Regions from separate parts of the Homo sapiens genome. Here region 2 is linked to region 1. The links are chromatin loops, found by intact Hi-C in ENCODE. Cell type or tissue: Caco-2. All regions are shown on one strand.

Evidence for each region. A loop is a pair of places that touch in the nucleus more often than their neighbours do. Peaks named below come from ENCODE experiments on the same cell type or tissue, not always from the same donor. Only the 100,000 strongest peaks of a DNase experiment are listed, where the experiment ranks them.
Region 2: it touches region 1 in a loop (8-fold over the local background); 6 of 110 quality-filtered maps call a loop at or near these places.

Annotation. Positions count from the first base shown.
Region 1 is chr4:28,222,741-28,227,740 of GRCh38, reverse strand. The region is part of intron 2 of LOC105374557 (a long non-coding RNA gene); the gene reads right to left. Among named protein-coding and RNA genes, the nearest start is that of MIR4275, 590 kb to the left of the region's middle. In Caco-2, a CTCF peak has its summit at 2,523; a DNase peak (open chromatin) is centred at 2,530.
Region 2 is chr4:28,355,325-28,360,324 of GRCh38, reverse strand. The region is part of intron 2 of LOC105374557 (a long non-coding RNA gene); the gene reads right to left. Among named protein-coding and RNA genes, the nearest start is that of MIR4275, 460 kb to the left of the region's middle. In Caco-2, no CTCF peak of the experiment used is centred here; a DNase peak (open chromatin) is centred at 2,114.

The sequences.
Region 1 (5,000 bases):
CATTCTGACATATGGACAAGTGTTAACTAGTTTCATGTAATAATCTTTTTTATTTATCCTGTAATGATAATGGTGATAAAACTTCATGCAACACTTTAGAAAGATGACAGGACCCTTGCAATTAGCATTACTGTGGGTGCCTGGTAGTGCAGACTGGGTATTGAAAAATATAGTTTGTGGTCCAGACTTCAATGCTAACCCCAAATCCAAGGTTCAGATTCTAGCAAATTTAATTCTACCTTTAGCTCTCCTATGGCATATAAACTGAAAGCTAGGCAACTTGTCATTCAAATGAGTTTTTAAAAATTGAGACCCTGGATCTCACCATTTTAGAATCTGGTGGTGTCAGCACATATTAAGAACAATTTATGAAACCTTGAAATGCTATTGGTCAAATGTTAGCTGTATATACTGGTGCTGCCACATTAATTAATACATGCCCTTTTTTTTTTAAACAGGCATTTGTTGTATGAGACAAAAGTATTATTCTATTCAGCTAGCAATATCTGGCCTTTGTTGATATCTTAGTACATAGCTTTAATAATCATTTGACATTTAGTATTTCCCAGCTAACAACGGAATGCAATGATTCATATCTGTTGAATGGATTATAAAATCCTAGAGGGCAGTCATCATGTTCTACTTGCATTTTACTAATTGATTAATTAATCTGAACAAAGTTAGGATGTAGTTGGATTAATAAATACAAGACTGATTAAGTCAAGTTTGCACTTAATGGGCACAACACTATATATATTTGTTAGTTATTATTTTTCTTTGTTTCAGTAAATTAGACAAAATTTGGTATATAATATACGTAAAACAGGCAATACAGTGCTCATCATAAAATATATTATATAATACATGTAGTTTCCTTTTATTCATGCACTTAATTTTATGTATTCATAAAAGTGGTTGTATGGAAAACATGCACCCCTCGTTCTCTCTAGGCAAGATGTTTGTTTTCACGTAGGTGTAACAGATACAGGAATTGTATCATTATAAGTAGTACTTAGAGTGAACTTTCTGTACTCTCTATTCTATCTGTAAGAGCCAACACTGAAATTCACATATGCATGCTAAGAATGTAAGAAAGAAGAATGAGCTCCATGCATTTCAATGGGAAAAGAACATCACGATGAATTGCTTTAGTGAGGGATAAAGTAACACAGGTCCAACTTCAGACAACAAGGATGCTGGCTTCTCATTTTGCATTTTACAACCATTTGTCCAATTTTTTTGGTTGATTGCACTGAATTGTTTTGTTTTGGAAAAACAGCAATAGATTAAAAGAAAGCTCTCTGCACAGAAAAAAAAATAAGCTTCAGAGGAGAGAACAAAAAAGGCATTATTAATATAGTTAGTTATATAATTATTCTCCTTACAATTTGTTTCTTAGGGCCCAGTAGCAGCTTTCTGAACTCACTTTGTTGGCCACAACACTTAATGGATTATCACACAATCAAAGCAGTCTAATTTTATCACACAAAATTAAAGTATACCTGCTATAAGGAAACAAGCAAATACACAAGCAAAGATATGAAGAGAAGTCAGCAATACTTGAAAATTAATACCATTTCCTAAAATGCCACGTGTGCAATAATTCAAAGTAAATGACAATATATTATACTCTAAGTCCATAATGTTAGAAAATAAAAGCCTAGTTGTTGCTTGACTTACAAGAGCAAAACAAGCTTACGGTGCATGGGTCCGTGTTGTTTGGCAAGTAGTCAATAAAACTGTACCTTATGACTTTCTCTCCTAAAGGTTCTAATCAAAACAATTTATTTCAGGCATGTAAACCCTGCTTTTCAGACTGTAGCTATTGTCAGCATGTACAGCAGCATCAGCAATAACGGATGCAATTTTTGGATTGAGAGTCTCAGAGCTCCCCCATCTGTCTCAGTAATGGTTGGATTTCATATGGATCAATACAGCATGTCAACTCTAGTACAAGGATTTTCCCTCTAACCTTTATAATAGCAATTTCTATGCATCCAACCTTGTCCAGCATAAAAGCAATATTTGAGGATATTATGTAAAGGAGCTGGAGCTGACAGAGCTGGAAGGACATTAACTACCAGTACCCTAATTGCTAGGGTCCAAGCATTCAGACATTATAGCCCATTTGAAACCTTAAACTTCAGTAACAAAAAGAGAACATGTTTTCATACAAGTTAACTTGCTTGCCTCTATGAGCATAGGACGGTGGTAAAGAAAGGAAAGAGATCTGTAAACAAAGCCACTGCTTATTTTTGTGTGAGGGATATTTGGATGCTCCAGTTGGTTCTCTGAATGTATTTCTCTCTCATCAGCAATGAGATCGGAGAATTGAATGTGATGTGTTTGTCTTAGTAAAAGGTATAACTAGATCCTGGGGGGAGACAAAGTGTTTTGCTTTGTTTCTGCTCCAGTTCTCTACTGAGAAATAAAACCAAGAGGATTCAATTCTTTTTTCTGCAATGGACTTATAGCTGCCATGACTTGCTGCTCAGAGCCACAAGGTGCCGATTGTTATGTATCACTGCCCCTTAGTGGTTGGCCAACAGCAAACCTTTTTAATACCTACCCAACATCACAGGTTTATAGGTATATAGGGCATGCAGGCCCTCCTCTCTGCTTCTTAGAGCAGGCAACAGAGACTTAATGTGCAGACCTGCCCTTTTCTAAGATGATGCTTTGTTTTCTCTGTGTCTGTGTAATACAGAGAAAGAGCAAGTATTCTGGGATCAGACAGAGCTGGAATTATATCTCCCCTCTGCTATTCTCTAACTGAGTGATCTTGGGAAACTCACTTAACCCCTCTCAACTTTATTTTCTCCTTCCAAAATGGAATTAGCAACTACCTTGCTAAACCAGTGCTGTAGGATTAATTTAGAAAATGAAGGAGAATGGCTAGCAAATCATCTGTCATGCCTTCTATTATTGTTACTAACATGATGCTGATGATTATGGTCATGAACATTTATGAAGGATGTGATCTTCCCACTATTACGAGACCAAAGAAATGTATGAATGCTATATAAACTGTACTGTAGTCTCTATGAAGTTACTAATGTAGTCTGCCTTGATGAGTGACTCTAAGAACAGTACAACAAAATGGTTCCTGCTTTCATTCCAGATTATAAATTAATTTAGTAGTTGTGGTTTGTGGGTTAGATTATGGTTATGTGAAATAAGATTTTAATTCAATTTGCCACATATTTTTGGGAGCCTATTGCACAAAATGTGCTGTTCTGTGTAGTCATTGTACAAAGAAAAAAGTAAATGATGTATGTGTTTTTATACAGTTTGCAAGTCAGTGGATACAACAGAGATATACATTTACCTAAATAGAAATTAGACAGATTTATAGCAAGTGCTGTGGGATTATAGAGGCAAAAGAAGTCAATGTCACTCTCAGAGTAGTTTTCATAGAGATGGTGATATCTGTTGTGGTATATGAAGCAGTATTTTTAGAGTTGGAATAAAAGAGGAAACATTCTAAGTAGGGAAGTAGTAAAGGTGAGTACTTCTCAAAAGAATGTATGAAGTAGTCAGAGAATAATGAAAAAATTAAATGTAGAAAAAGCTTGAGTTATGTGTTAGAAATAATAACAAATAAGGGTTAGCAGGATAGATTTTTGGAAGGCCTCGAATACTGTGCTGAACTTTTAAATGGTGTACTATAAGCATTAGGGAGCCATGAACTAATGTATTTTACATTTTAGGGCTTTTATCTTATTTCGGGAGAAGACAATGCGAAAATGTGTTTCTTCAATATTATCTTTTATATCAAGCTAAATTATTTATACTCATGTTGAAGGTCATGAATTATTGTATACAATGTTGATTTATCTTCTCTTTAAAATATTGCCATTTTCATTTATAATTCTTTTCATTCCTTTTCAACAATCAAATCTTCCATTGGCCTATCATTTTATTCTACCTGTCAATGTTGGCTGGTTATGAATATTTTTCTCTACTCCTAAATAATTTTATTCTTCCCAGAAAACAAATGGTTACTGAAGCAGAGAACACTGTGAATATCCAAATTGAATCAATCTGCATGTGATGTAAAACCTTGGACTATATTATGAAGATGTAAAAATTATAAAGGAGCACTGAGACATGAATGAAATTCCCCAGAGAATCATTAGATGATGTATCAACTTGACAAAATATACCCAAGTATTTGTCTATTTCTGTCCGTCATCACTAACACTTCCCAGATCCAAGACATCATCATTTCTCACCTGGACTACTGCATTGGCTGAAATTGAAAATCTGAACTTCCTGGTTTGACTCCTCGTTTGACTTCTCATTTCATTAAAAATAAAATGTGAACTTTTATTCATGTTTTACAAGGTCTTAATAATATCTGTAAACTCACTGCATACTCATACTCCTGTGCAGTCACTCCACTTTAGTCAGGTTTTCTTGTTTTTTTCTAAAAACTAAACCCTTTTCTACCTCAAGCCCTTTGCTTTATCTTTCTTTTCCTGGAACATTGATCTTCTTCAAGAGCTCACTTCTTCACTTAATCAAATTTTTGCTTCAAATCCTTGGTCCCAAGACTGGTCCTGACCATATAAGGTAAAGCAACTCCTTTCCCTGTTCTCATCGTTTCTTAATTCCAGCACATCATGCCATTTTATTTCCTTTCTGAAATTTATTGCAATAACAAATTATTGTAACTTTTCTCTATTTACCTTTTATAGTCCATCTTACAAAATCTCAGTGAGAACAGTCTGTTTTATTTATCTTTGCATCCCCTGTACTTTAAACAGTGCAGGCACATGTGTTTGTTAAATATTGGTTACATGAATGAATTAATTAATTAATGATGCATGAAAGCCTGAACCACATGGGAAGGAAAATGAAATAGAAAGAAACCGAGAGGCTAAAATCAACAGGAAGAACAAAAGAGAGTGGGAGATGGCTCAATGAGGAAAGTGTGAGTATCACACACATCAACATGGTAAGATAGGAAAAATAAAGGAGACATAGCTAGTACCCAA
Region 2 (5,000 bases), 130 kb before region 1:
ACTTTATTAATATTATTGAATTAACTGAATTGAATTTTTCCCCAAGTTAATAAAACTTCAGGCTGGCTACTTAAACATAATTATAATTTTTACAACAAGGGCAGCAATGTCTCAAATGTTTAACCATGCCTGAAACTTTGTGTTCAGTTCTGGTACAGTCCTTTTGAAGGAACAGAATGGATAATAACAAATTTAAATATTTCTATAAGAAAGTATCAGGCTGAATTATTCAAATTCGTGTATTTAAAGCAATTGAAGAAGCTTGTGATGTCTATTCTGATGTTTGTTTTTAATATTTGAAGAATTGTGCATCCAACTAGAAACAACACTAAAGCCTGTGGTAGAAATTATAGGGGATTAGGAGTATATGCAAGGTACATTGGGCAAATAGAAATATACACTCGGCATCTTCACATACTGTAAAAGTATCATGTTCTTTTAAAAGCTACCAAAGACAGAAGAGAAGGTTAAAGTAGAGGACTTCTAAAGTCTGTCAAATATTCTAGAATATTTAATTTAATAATAGGTGGCAAATACAATTGACCTATAAACAGGAGACAAAGATAATGTTAAAATCATAACCATCACATAGATCTGAACCCATTTAAAAATTTTTTTCAAACATTGTTGTTTCATTGACTAATTAGTGAATGACATCTGAATGATCACAAATATTTTCCAGCTTAAGATTTATATCTCTTCTCAAATTTCCCTTAATCTTAATTAATATTCTACATAGATGAACAGTCTAAAATCAAATTAGGGAAATAAATGTAAACCTGAAAATGTTTATATATATATAGATAAATGAAAGCAAAATACTAGCATGTAAATTAAAAGGTTAAATTTCTGGGATAAAAATAAAACCTTTTTCATTTTAATGTATTAAAAATAATTCCATAATTAGTAATTGAAGGAACATTTTTCTATTATCTCTTTAATTTATTTTTGTCTCCAATTGGAGGTATATCCTTTGAAAATTGTTTCCTTTATATTTTAATAAGAGCAATGCAAATGTCGTTAACACTGACTGTGGTGTTTTAAAACAATGGAAAATTTTGCATTAATTTTATGAGGGAAGATAATAAGAGGCTATAATAAATCATATATAAATCATATAAGATTTTAACCAAAGAAACTGAGAAACATACATTTTAGGAAGATTAAAATGATACATATTGTTTCAAGTAATTATTATGAAGTTTTAAATAAACATTGTAGAACAAGATTGGGTACGTTGATTTAGATTAGAAAGTTACATAATTCTTAGCTTCATTGGAAAAGAGTCTCCTAATAGAGATACCTTGCAAGCAAAATGTTCATTTTAAAAGTTGATACTTAACAGTAGTTCTTTGAGGGGTTTATATACAAATGTGGTCAGAAGGAACCAACTACTACTTTTAGCAATTTTGTACAAGTTTCTGCACCATAAATAGTTTAAGAACGAAGTTAAAATTAGAACTTGGATGGATTTTTTGCCTTATTCAACATTTGATCTAGAAGAGGGAATACAGCTTGCCAATAATTCTAATCTCTCCCACATGTTGAAATATCAAGTCAACCGTGACCCATTTAAAAATCAACTTTAAAATCTCACTATTAGTGTGAATGGGTAGACATGTGTCAAATAATAGACAGACACATAAAGTTATAATTTGAGGCTAATAATTCAAATCATCCTTGTACAAGAATAAAATCTGAGGGAACCAATTTGACACTTTCTATCCCCTCCACTCCTTGCTGACAACAATAATGAATTTTAAAATCTTTAAAAATAATTCACTTGCATTATTGGGCCAATATGGTGATTTGGTCTAAAAGGACAATATGTTATCATACCTCACTAGGAAAGATATAGGAAACAAACAGATCTATAATAATTATAAGAATAAGCAGTATCTTCTTTATGCCAGACTAGTAAACATTCCACATACATTAAATCCCCTAGAAAATTCATGGAGTTGTTTTATTTTTTATTCTTTAACGTATCTGGGGAAATGGGACTCTGTTAGTTAAAAGCAGTGATTCTCAGTCAAGGTTGATTTTGCTCCTCGGGGAACCTTTGGCAAATAAGTCTGGAGACAGTTTTGGCTGTCAAGAGTGCTGGTGGTGGGGGATGGCTGCTACTGGCATCTAGTGGGCAGAAGCAAGGGATGCTGCTGAACATCCTACAAAGCCTTAAGACAGTCCCTATCTCAACAAAATATGATCCAGCCCAGAGTGACATCAATAGTGCTGATTTCTAAAAACTCTGGCTAATAAATGTGTCCCTAAAACTTGTCCGGCAACCCTTAAGCTTTGCATTGAGAGTTGTTCCACTTCGTACTTCATTCCTGTCCATACAGAGAAAAGTTTTAGAGATCAGTAAAGGGTTGAAGAGACTTCAACATAAAGCAGGCCAATATAGGAAGAAAGTATTAGTAAAGGAAGAAAGTGAAAGAGACATTCTTTCATTTTATTTTATCTCATGAATTAAACATATAAAATATAAAAATATAAACATATAAATATAAACATATAAAATATAAAAATATTGAATTAAATAACAATACCTGGAACCTATTTTTGAAATCATTTAGTTAGGTAGATGCAAAAAAAAAAAAAAAAGACATAAAGCAGAACAGAGCAAAGTATAATCAAATTGTAATAAGTATAAGCAAAGTGTAATAAGTGTAAATACTTGAAGTTTTAAGTAGAAAGAACACATATTTGTCTGGCAAAAATCAAAGCGACCTTGTAAAGAAACTTATATTTTTTTTTGACCATTTTATTTTATTTTTTAATAGAGACAGGGTCTCACTGTGTTGCCCAGGATAGTCTCAAGCTCTTGCCCTCAAGCCATCTACCCTCCTTGGCCTCCCAAAGTGTTGGTATTACAGGCATGAGCCACTGTGCCCAGCTGAAATTTTTCCTTGATCTTACTGAATAGGTGAATTTGTAGTAGAAAATGAAAGTGTCTATTTGGACACTTTACTTGCTCTGTATTTTCTTTCTTTATCTCTTCCCTCTTCAGGTCTCTCTTCCTTCCCTCTCCTCCTTTCCCATCTCCTTCTTTGCCCATCTCTCCTGCTGTCTCTTTCCATTTCCATTTATTTGCTTTCCTTTCCTTCTTTGCTTTCTTCAACAAGCATATATTGAATTCTTGACATTTCCTACTCCAGATAAAAATTGAAGGACATGGCCCTAAAAAACTTTCACTCAACTGGAGCATCATAATTATTAAAAAGTAATTAGAAAATAATGTTGAAAGTATCATAAAAGAGAAATAATACAATGCAAATAATGTGCCATTTGGGGGGTAACAGAAAGAGGGGTTAACTAGTCTGAGAAGAAAAGAGTGAGGAATGTTTTCTGGGAGACGTAAATTTTGAATCATGTGAAAAGGGAGAAGTGGATGAGGAAGAAAGGTAAATCAATGAAAGCCTGGAAGGAAGTAGGTAAGGTTCTGTTTTAATGGCCTTCCATTCTCTTATTGCAAAGATAGCATCTATATCCTTTAGATCTTTGCTCTAAAATTCTATCTCAAGAAAGTTTTCCTGATTTCTCTGACTTAATCTCACTCTTTTGTAATTGGCCTATAGAAATACCACTATGTTCCGCCAGGTGCAGTGGCTCACGACTGTAATCCCAGCACTTTGGGAGGCCGAGGCGGGTGGATCACGAGGTCAGGAGTTCAAGACCAGCCTGGCCAAGATGGTGAAACCTGGTATCTACTAAATATACAAAATATTAGCAGGGCGAGGTGGCAGGCACCTGTAATCCCAGCTACTCAAGAGGCTGAGGCAGGAGAATCGCTGGAACTCAGAGGGCAGAGGTTGCAGTGAGCTGAGATCACGCCACTATACTCCAGCCTGGATGACAGAGTGACGCTCCGTCTCAGGAAAAAAAAAAAAAAAAAGAAATAGCACTGTGTTCCCTTCTTTTATGCCTGTTGTCACAGTTGTGATTTTATTTGTATTTATATGATTATTCAATTAATATCTGTCTCCCCATCAGACTGTAAGAATCACAGTATCAGAGACTAGGTCCAATTTTTCTTACCCAATATAGACCACAGCAATTTCAGCAGAGTAGCTGAACAATAAATATTCATAGGAAAAAAGAGATACATAAAATAATGAGGTAAGACACAGAAGAATATTACTGGAGTAATAAGTACTTTCTACAGCATGGCAAATTTTGATTTGCAGGAGAATAATAATACCAATTAGGAAAGGTTCTTTTTTGTCTTGCTAAAGTGCTTGAAGCCTTATTCTATAAGGAATGGGAAAACACGGAAATACTTCAACCAGCACTGGGAATTTGCAATCATATTTCCCCTTAAATAACTTACTTAAACAACAATGTAAAGGATGTAGTCAGGATGTAGGTAAAAATGGGGGATAGTTATGAAAATATTGTAGTCTAGGGCTGAAACAGTAAGTTTCTTAGTAGAACTGTGGCATAATGTTAATAAGAAAGAATCAGTTTCAGAATTTGGGCTTAGAAACAAAAGGTAAATTAGAGCCAGATTATGAATAACTTTTTGCATAGCATCTAATGATACAATTCAAGTCGGAAAACAATTTCATTTTCTTTTCCCTGAGTATCTGTTATCCTTCCCAAATGATCCTGATGCCATTGTGTATGGTGTAGATCATTATGTGTGTACTATCCTTTTGATATTTCTTCTTTTGAGATAATTTATGACAAATCTATCAATGCATTGTTGTGCTCTAAATAAAATATATTCCTCAAGCATACAGTCAGATCCTGTCTTTATAAATGATGTTGCAAGAAAAAGCTAACTACATGATGTATCTTCAGAGTCTTAAGACAAATTATTGTGGTGGATTAGATCTTAAAATGGAATCATAAATTATAGGCAGCACTAAACATTATAAGGTTTAATGATGAGCTTTGCTGTAACTCTCATCTGAGACAAATGTTGCCATAAAATTCTAAATCAGCATTTAATGAATTGACAGAAGCTGGAGAATATGAGTTGGTGCTAAGGTGGG